Linked DNA regions of Mus musculus: region 2 is linked to region 1. A link is a loop called in an ENCODE intact Hi-C map of the cell type or tissue named here. Cell type or tissue: heart. All regions are shown on one strand.

Region 1 (5,000 bases):
CAACAGGAAGATAAATATATGTAAGTGGAGTGCATGTGCTAACCATCTTAAAAAAAGTTTGCCACTAATTCATTTTGATACATGTTAATTTTGCTGATTTTTATGGTATTCATACCATGCTAAATCCTGAGATTGATGGAAAAGTGTGACAGTTCTCAGTGTAGGCTGTCTATCTGAGGCATTCTGACATCCAAGCCTTTTCCCAGAATTCCCTAAATCCTGGTGGCATGCCTAACCATCTGGTTTTACAACCGCCCTTTGTGACTCCAAGTGCAATAAAAGTTAAGAACCACTGTACTGAGACAAGATTCCAAGGACACTCCATTTCTACTTGAGTCAAAATCCAGCCAGTTCAACAGGAACACAGAAAGAAGGGAACATACAGAAAATGTCAAGTTCCCAAATTGCCTTAGCAACTTGTGAGGGGCCGTCTGTGGCAAGGTAAGACTTCCTCATGATAAACCATGAGACACAAGTTAGAGCCCAGAAGACAACTCCTGCCACAAATGCAGAGTAGTGCAGACATAACTAAATATTAGTACACACGCAGATTTCTTGAGAAATCTGGTCAACTTTAAGAGTTCTTTGCATCAACAGCATGACTTGGCTGCCAGAAAATAAACTTGGTCCAATGCTATGTCAACAAATGCTTGCTTTCTAGACAAGGAAGACCCCTCCTTTTCTGCATGCTTCGTTGGGGTATTTTAAGTATGGAGCCATGTTCTGAACGGCGTACTTTATGAAGATAAACTTAGCATGATGGATGAGGATAATTGGAACTGTCGGGTTAAACTAAAAAGGAATCTTTCACTGGTAGGAAAAGTAGCCCTGGGAGAACGTGACAGATATTTCCAAATATCTGAGGGGCTAACATGTGGAATTTACATTAGACGAAGTACGCAAAATACCAAAGTCAAAAGCAATGGGTAGTTGGAAGATTCAATGATGTCAGTCTTCAATAAAGGGAAGCACAGTCAGGGCAAGGGGCATTCACTGTTTGTAGAGGTATTTAAGCACTCACGGAAATGTTGGGCAAGGAGACCTCCAGATCATATTATTTGAATTACAAGGAAACGTCTTTCCTCCAACGACAATTTTGTGGCTTTTTAACATTAGTGCACTTAGTATAGTTTTTGAATAGGCAAGACCTTTCATGTCTCTATGCTGTTGATGCAGCTTAAGTGGAACTTCTGCCATCTGCCCACCTGCCCAGGAAAGCAGATGCCATCACCAGGAAGACAGCAGAGTTCCTAGGTGCTTTTCCAGAGAATAAATGCATCACTGCTGTTTGCTCTTTCAGCATATAAATTGTCCCATTTCATTCTCTTTCTCTTGCAAATGGAAGGTGTGTCTTGCAGATACAGTTTGGGTGTGTCTCTATCAATGTTCTTTAAGATTCTGGACCATCTGTCCTTCAGATGGAACTTTAGGTCTTCCGGAAGATCACTAAGATCTTAGCATGAATGACTTGCCCTGTATTCTGAGATGTCCCTCTTTGCATTCTTGCTTCAAGTAAACCAGAAAACAGTGGAGGTGGTGGTGCTGGGAAGGGCACTATGGCCCCATAGGTCTCTGCTATAATGTTGATCTTTTTCTCTGAAGTGTTTTAGAAGTCTCAGGCTGGTCCCAAACTTCTCAGGATAAAGAATGTCTGGAGAAGGATTTTACCACAAGGGGTTGCCAGGGCCAAAGCGTGCGTCTCCTACCCACTGTACCTGCTCCCCCCTCCCCATCTTTCTAGCAGCTGAGCTCAGTCATGTGGCCCCTAAAACTGGTCCTGCAGAGAGAGTCAAGCCCCCAGACCTGACTTGAGCCCCTGCCTCCCCACCCCGACACCCCAGCAGAGCCCAGAGAGAAGGGCAGAGAAAGGGAAAGCGAGGAGAGTGGATGGAGGTGGGGCTGGAGGAAAGCGTGGGGCTGGAGGGAGCAAGCTTCCTAGGGAAAGAGAGGGGAGGGCTGACTGGGCTCGGCACGCTCCCTCCCTCTTGCCGCTTTCTCTCACATAAGCGCAGGCAGAGGGCGCATCAGTCATGCCCTGCCCCTGCGCCCGCTGCCGCCGCCGCCACCGCCACCGCTCGGCCCCGCGCGCGCAGGAGGCTCGAGCGCCCGGGAGCTCGCGGGCCTCGCCGCCGCCGGGCGCCCCGCCGCCCTCCTCCCGCCCCCCGGCTCCGCCGCCACCACCGCCTTCTCCCGCGGCTCCCGCGGCCCGGCTCCTTTCACTTCGGGCGAGGGGAGGGAGGAGGGGGGACGAGGGACCCGAGGGCTCTTCGGGACGAGTGGAACATCGCGGGGTGACTGGGCTTAACCACCCCACCCCCTCTTCTTTGCAAAACACCAAAAACAAAACCGCGATCGGCGGAGCCGGCGCCCTCGCTTCACCTCGCGGGCCGCCACCGAGGGCAGTTCGGATGTCCGGTTTCCTGTGAGGCTCGTACCTGACACCCGGGAGCCTCTCCCCCGTGAGGGCTGCCAGAGCCGAGGGCAAAAGTTGCGAGCCGCCGAGTCCCGGGAGACGCTCGCCCAGGGGGGTCCCCGGGAGGAAACCACGGGACAGGGACCAGGAGAGGACCTCAGCCTCACGCCCCAGCCTGCGCCAGCCAACGGACCGGCCTCCCTGCTCCCGGTCCATCCACCATGCACTTGCTGTGCTTCTTGTCTCTGGCGTGTTCCCTGCTCGCCGCTGCGCTGATCCCCAGTCCGCGCGAGGCGCCCGCCACCGTCGCCGCCTTCGAGTCGGGACTGGGCTTCTCGGAAGCGGAGCCCGACGGGGGCGAGGTCAAGGTAGGTGCAAGGGACCCCGTCGGGTCGGGCTGAGGATCCGAGGCTCCCAAGTCCTGGACTGTGTGTGGGCTTGGCTTTACTGGGTGTACAGAGAACCTGCCGTGGAGTGTGTGTGCATAATTATTTATTTAACCTTTGGATCCAAAGTTAGAGATTGGTGCACGCTTGCTTGGAGCAAAGTTTCTCTTCTTTTTTTCTCTCCCCCAGTGGAAAGCTGTTACTAGAAAGGAAAGCAACTTAGAGGAGGGAAGGGCCCAAGAGGTGTTCAGTCACACAGATTCCTTCTCCTTCATAGTGGTCTCCTGCCAACAGAGGAGTTTGCACCCTGCCCCAGTGGCATGGCTCCAGAGAGAATTTCATTGCTGTAGGAAATGCTCTTTTCTTTTCCTGGCTGGTTTTGGACTCCAAAGAGCTTCTGGGGTGTGTGACCAGACAACGGAGTTTTATGCTCCTGGAGTTTGCATAGCAGGGGCCCCAGGCTCTGTGAGCTAGTTTGGAAAAAGTGTGAGTAAATTTAGAAACTGGGCTTAAAGGTTTTGGATTTCAGAATTAACTTGAACTTGGTCAAATCCAAGATGTAACAGAAATTGGAATCTTCTAAACTTTATCAATTCTTTTCCTAAACAGTGGCTATAAGATTAAAAAAAAATCAAAGTATCAATTAGTTTGTTTTATTTTGTTTTAAAGAGAAATAGCATCTTTCCTGAACACGTTAAGGGACTTTTGAAGACATTCCGATTGTCTGACTCAGTTATCTTATCTTGTGTACTTCTCACTTGAACCTTCTAAAGAATATGTTTATAACATCTTCAAGTTTATACTTGGCGTAATAGTTGGGATCTTGAACTCCTGCAAAAGTTTTGTGTTTAAGGCACTGCGAAGCCCCCTGGCTGGAAGCAGACTGAAGTGGTTTATAGTAGCTGACTGCAAGTGGGGGGAAAAAAATAGAAGGGGGTGTGTTACTCTCAACTTTCAGTTGACTTTATTGGTGAACATACACAGAATGTGCAGAGGTCAAACCACCTTCCCTGGAAAGGTTTGTCTGAGAAAAACTTTAATACGGACAAGACTAGGTTATAAGATATCAAGTTACCATTGTGTCTACATTTGGTAAAAATACAAATACCAGATTTTTCAGTCCATTATGAGAACTGCAATGTTCAGCACACGCTTATCACTATACGTACAATGACGAGAATATCCTCGTCTCTAAGTGCCACAGAAATAAAGCTCGGGACAGAATCATACTTCCTGTAATTCGAGCCTTTGAAGTTTGCCAGACCTATTCACTTTCTGCCTCTGCAAATTCAAACTGATATACTTGTGACTTAGTCAGACAACATCACCATCGCCTATGATAGCTAGGCTTTGATTTACAGTACGAAAGCGTGACGCCTTGAGTTAAATGAGAAGCCTTTTCAGATAAGCCAATAGTTTATTCAAGGAGTCTGTCACGTCTGGGTCAATCCCAAATGACTGTATCAGAGCATGGATGTTTGTATGAGCTCAGTTGTGTGTTCCAAGAGGTCACCTTCAAAGGATCTTCTCATTGGTAGTCATTAAACATCTTATTTTCTCTGAAAATTTTGTTTGCAAAAGTTTCTTTTCTTATTTAATCATTTTTTAAAATATTGTATGTTGAATAAGAACTGATATTTGGTATGTAATATGACTTTTTTTAACTTATCAGAGGAAACATTATTTTGTATGTTTGAATTTCATGAGCAGTATACTTCTGCTTACTGAGCCTTTCCCTAGTGGGCAAGCAGAACTTTTGACAGCTTGTTTTACTGATGCCTTCAGGGAAACTGTATCCTTGCTGTGGAACTTGCACCCAGTGACCCAAACACTGCTGTGAAGACTCCATGTCTCTCCCTAGTGGCCTTTCAAGGCACCTCAATTAGCAAATATTGGAGAACTGGAGGGAAACCAGTTAGTTTCCCAGGAACAACTTAAATCCTAAGAAAGTATTTCACAAAATTCACACAGGATGTCAATTATACATAGAATTAGCTCTCACAAAATTTTGTTAAATAATAAAACCCATGTAGCAATTTAAAATTCACAATATAGGAAAGCCAATATGGTATAAAGCTCAGCATCCAATCTTCTTTGTGGTAGCCATGGCCACCCAGATAATTGGAACTGAATTTACTAAGTTCCCCTTTCTATTCTTTTCTTCATGACTGTATGATTTAATGAAAAGTCCTAAAATACTT
Region 2 (5,000 bases), 340 kb after region 1:
ATGATAATTCTGTTTTCTTATTTTTTAATATAACAATAATTCAACAAATTCCATTCCATTCAAAAAGAAAACATTATATATTTAGTGTAATATAGTTAAAGCAAAATATTTATACCTGAGTTTGTCCACAAAACAAAATATATCTCATACAATATCAGGCAAAAATACAAATCAGAATGAGACTGAGAAGAAATAAGTGTCCTGGTTTGCATTTAATTTCATGGGAAAGATGTCTAATGGGAAATACCCAACTTCTCATATAACTATTGCTCAGGCATGAACAAGAACATTCTTTTTCTCTTCCCAAGACTTAAAAAAGCATGGATTTTCAAACCATTTGGAGTTTTAAAAAAGATTGTGAGTTTTTGTCTCACACAGGTTATAGACTACAGCTTTCTAGACAGGGAAGGCATAGGGAATAAATGTGCTAGTCTTGGGGGTGCTACTGAATGTTCTTTTGGAGGCAACCTCCCCCCGAAGCATGAAGTTGTTGGCACTTTCCTTGGACATGTGGCAGTTGTCAGAGTAGGAGTCTCCTGGAGGCACCAGCCTACAATTTTTAACTATCGTTCTCTAAAGAGAAGTCAGGGACATCCTTGGCTCTTCCTGGCTATACTGCTATCCAACTGAGCATCTCATGGGCATATAATATGAACATATGGAAGCATACCATAGCAGTTAGCTTATATAGCTGAATGCAATCTTAAACAAGATGTGAGCAAAATGGTGTATTTAAACTAAATATAATATGAATTAAATATTTAGGGATTGTAATGGAAGATAGATAATTGGACAGCTGGAAATCATCAGTGGGATTCATCCCCCAATTAGCTAAATGAGAAGGGATATGCTGGGGTTAGTTAGAAAAAGACATTTGATAAATTCAACACATATTTTTGAAAAGCAGTTTTAACAAAGTAGATAAAGAAACCTTCTCTCCAGAATATAAACTATTGGAAAATAAATGATAAATTATCACAGAATTATTTTTCCTCTGGTTAGGATGAATTCAGAAATATTCATAATCACTACTGATGCTTTACTGGATATCTCAAAAATGAAGTACTTGATACAAAAGTAGTTTCATTTAGATAATTGATAATAAAGGTGAATACCCTTACTTTAGTGATGTCATTACCAAAGAAACACCACAAAATTCCTGTGTGTTGAAAGTTTAAGGTACCAAGATGCCTCATTAGTATAGAGATGCATTCCAGAAATCTCAGGCACTAGATGAACAGTTACTGATCTGGAGAAAGAAAATTGAACCTGTAATGTTAACCAAGGCTAGGTGATACTTTTCAGGTAGAGATATGTGTAAGTTATGGTCAGAAAAGGGAAAGTCCTGCTAGTACTGGGGGTCACTCCATTTTGCACTGAGCCCAGAATTTATGTGGAAGATGGTAGACTTTGACCTTAATTAGCATGGCAATATATATAATATATTCTATAATATAGATTCATATATACATACATGTATGATGTTTCTCTATTGCTTTTTCAAGCATCCTTAGTGTTATGTTTCTATTCTCCCTCAGTCTCCATCTGTATTGTCCTCCCTTCCCTCCAACATTTTTCTCATTTTGTCCATCACAGGTTGGATTACCTCAGTCAATATAACCTTCTCTAGTGTCAATTGTTGATCTACAAATTTGAGACTTTCTGGATGTTTCGTTTTTGTTTTACAGTGCAAAAGAATTTCATTGTGTATATGTACCATATTTTCATTATCCAACAATCAGTTGACAGACATTTAGATGGTTTCTGTTTCTTAGCTACTGTGAATAAAGCAACAGATATAGCCAAGTCCTTTGGGTAAAATCCAAGGAGTTATATAACTGGGTCATATGGTAGATTTACTTTTAGCTTTTCAAGAACTTGCCACATTAGTTTCTAGAGTAGCTCAACCAGTTGTCAAGCCCAGCAATGGAGAATGAGAATTCTCTTCTCTCTATACTCTTGCCAGCCTTTTTGTCTTTTGTTCTGCTCTTGATTTTTGTCACGATGACTGAGTAACATGAAATTATAAAGTAGTTTTAATTTGCATTTGCAGCCCAACATGCTCTGATGAAGTTTGGTTATGGAGTCACCAAGTTTTGCTTTTCTTTAAGCGAAGGCAATGCCTTCAGCAGACCACTCTGAGGAACCCTGAGCTAGCAAGGGTGATTCCAAGAGGAAGTATAGTGAACAGCCAACACTGTATATGCACTTTTGGTTTCCAAGCTCATAACCAAACTCTGAGACAGATTACATACTTCAGAGAATAAAACTATAAGGGCTTTGCTATCAGAAGTCCTTTCTGGAAAACAGAATAATGAAATATGTAAGCATGACTCCCATAGTGAGCTCTTGGTTTGCAAAGCCCCCCTTAGACTGTCCTTACACACCCTTAGCAGTTGGTCTCTTGGATGTTTCTACTGATCCACTTGCTGGATATCGTCTAGAAGTACCTAATAAGACATCAATACTTTTCCCAACGTTTTCACAGTAGATTAGAAGTGTATTATTTGTTAAATTCACATTAAAGTCAACATTTCCCCCAAATCCCAAGGCAGTTGTCTCTTACTATGCCCTATCCTAAATCATATATGGCTACATTTTCCAAAGAGAAAGGATGATAGTTAGTCTAGTTTGACTGGAGATTTGGAGATTACAGAATGTCGAGCATTAAGACAGACAGTGCCGGAAAATACAGGACAAGGTGGTCATCTGCAGTGCCAAGAGATAACAAAAGAAACATGAAGAGGCCTCAAGTGTTAATATGAACTCTCACCTGATTTTCATTTCAAGAAAGAGAATTACTCAAAATAGGAAATTACTTCTAAAAATATATTCACCTATATAAAGTCATGATATCAAAATTAAAATTAAGTTCAAATTTCTTTATTTTTCCATTGTTCTTGCTTATTTCACAAAAGCATGTGCTGTGTTTTGGTTAACTATATCTTTTAGACCCTTCTCTCTGTGCTTCTCCTATGCCCCTGGTGCTGTGCCTTCTTTATTTAAACAAACAAACAATGATTTATTTTGGTATTACCCATATGTACACAGGTGTAATGCCATCTACTGGAAGAACAGAACAACCCTCTCAGGGACCATTTTCTTGAAGAAACTGACTCTTCCTCTCTCAGAAACCATCAGTTTCCCCCTTCCAAACCCAGGTTTTATCTGGCTTGATCCTTCATTTCATTCCATGTGAGAGGAGCCTTGATTTCTTCAGGCCACAGAGCCTGGAAAGCCCCTCACTGGAATGAATCATATTTCCCAAGAGATTCAGAATTTGTATTTGTTGAGTTCCAAAGCTGTGCTGAGGCCCTGCAGAAAGAATCTAGGGATTGACATGATTACCCATAGGATGGATTATGGAACAGAGCCATGAATCACACTCATACCATTTAGCAAACAAGATAAGCTTCAGACTCAGAAACAATTATCTGAAGAGAAACCATGTTCCCAGAACCCAGGAAGTTTCTTGATAAGAATCATAGCAGCATATCTCTCACTTGGTGTAGGCAAGAAATGTGGCCAAGTCCTCTTGCTGACATCTTCCTAAAGGAGGGTACGTGGAGCAACCCCCAGTGCTACTTTTTCTAGGGGAAAACCCAAGCCTTCTGAAAAACTCCTGAGAATCCTTGATCTGTGGACTTGACTTTCACTTGGTGCAATCACTGAGCCAGAGGCAATTTTTGGCAGATAAGCACTTACAAAGTAAAAATCCACACAGGTTACCAATTTCCATCTTCTAGAGAAGGAAGACATTACTGTTGTACAGGTTGGGGGAAAACAAGAAAAAGAAGAAGAAAGAAATTTGCAAAGGAACAGTCCGGCTTTGTTTCATTTGAAGTATTTTTTTTTCTATCCATTACATTAGAAATTGCTTAATTTCCTTTTTTCTTCTGAGTCCAAGGTTCCTGGCACCGCTATAGTGTTAGCATGCTCACTCTTGCTGCAATGTGTTTCCAGCTCTTTACTTCAATGGCTGTTTCCATCTTCCCATGCTGTTCTAGCCTAGCTCTAACACAGCTGTCTGAGGGATGATTACTCTCCTCAAGTGCAATTCACCATCTATATTTAATTTGAGAACACACAGCGGGGCCTGACTTGAGAGTTGCCACACAGATGCAAAGCTAACATTTTCTCCTTCATGGCTCCTTCCTAGAACCAGCAGGCAAAATAGTTTCCATTACAACTGATGTGTCACTACTAACCTAGGCCTGGCAGTAGTTACTTAAAACTTAATCCTCATGGAGCTCTAGTCCAGGAAGGTTTGCCTTCCACATTCTTGGCTATGAAAGCAGCTGTTCTCCTACAGAGAAGGCTGTGATCAGAGTCAGTAGCCAAAATCAAAACATTACATGGCTTTGGAATTAAAACGACCTACTCGAGCTTTTGTACAGGAGAAGCCAACTATACAACTACGGTTGAGCTTCAGTGAAATGTCCTCCGGAAACCTGAAGGTAAAACCTAGACCTACTCTTAGTCCAGAATAGTGCCACTGGCCACAGTGATATCTCGTTTCCTGCCAGCTACACCACAAGGTTTCCTGCACCAGATGTGAGAAATCCAGTCAGTTTCCTGAGCTAAGTATTCCCCTCAAAAGACTTGCATGCTCACAGAGGGTCTATCACTGTCAAGTTTACCATTTAGAAGAAGCAGACCAGAACCCAGATAGAAAAGATATGAAACATTTTAATCATCTCAAGCAAAACTAACCCACACTGTCGCTTGAGAGAACTGAGAGGACAATTTAAGGTCGGAGGCATGAATGTATCACGTGCCCTCAATTGTTATTACAATATAGCTTATAATTGAAAACCGTGTACACTTCCGGCCCTGGTAGTTACACCTGCAATCACAACACATAATCATAAGGCTGAGGTGAGAAGATCCTGAGTTTTCCAGCTCCAAGGTAATTGAGAAATCCTATAGAAAAAAAATTGTTAATATTCAAGGTATTCGCTATGATGCTTTAGTATTTCTACATGCTGTCAGATTATCAT

The links. Hi-C counts contacts between places; a loop is a spot of excess contacts. Peaks named below come from ENCODE experiments on the same cell type or tissue, not always from the same donor. Only the 100,000 strongest peaks of a DNase experiment are listed, where the experiment ranks them.
Region 2: it touches region 1 in a loop (8-fold over the local background); 3 of 42 quality-filtered maps call a loop at or near these places.

The regions. Positions count from the first base shown.
Region 1 is chr8:54,075,145-54,080,144 of GRCm38, forward strand. Gm33153 reads right to left here. Exons shown (of 1, transcript XM_006509526.4): 1 at 926-5,000. The coding sequence starts at 2,629. The coding sequence ends at 1,790. Vegfc (vascular endothelial growth factor C) reads left to right here and starts at 2,388. Exons shown (of 7, transcript NM_009506.2): 1 at 2,388-2,781. The coding sequence starts at 2,635. In heart, CTCF peaks have their summits at 1,988 and 4,659; DNase peaks (open chromatin) are centred at 2,327 and 2,467; H3K4me3 peaks cover 3,137 bases; H3K27ac peaks cover 2,665 bases.
Region 2 is chr8:54,416,390-54,421,389 of GRCm38, forward strand. No RefSeq gene overlaps it. Among named protein-coding and RNA genes, the nearest start is that of Spcs3, 110 kb to the right of the region's middle. In heart, a CTCF peak has its summit at 3,055 (motif pointing left); no DNase peak of the experiment used is centred here.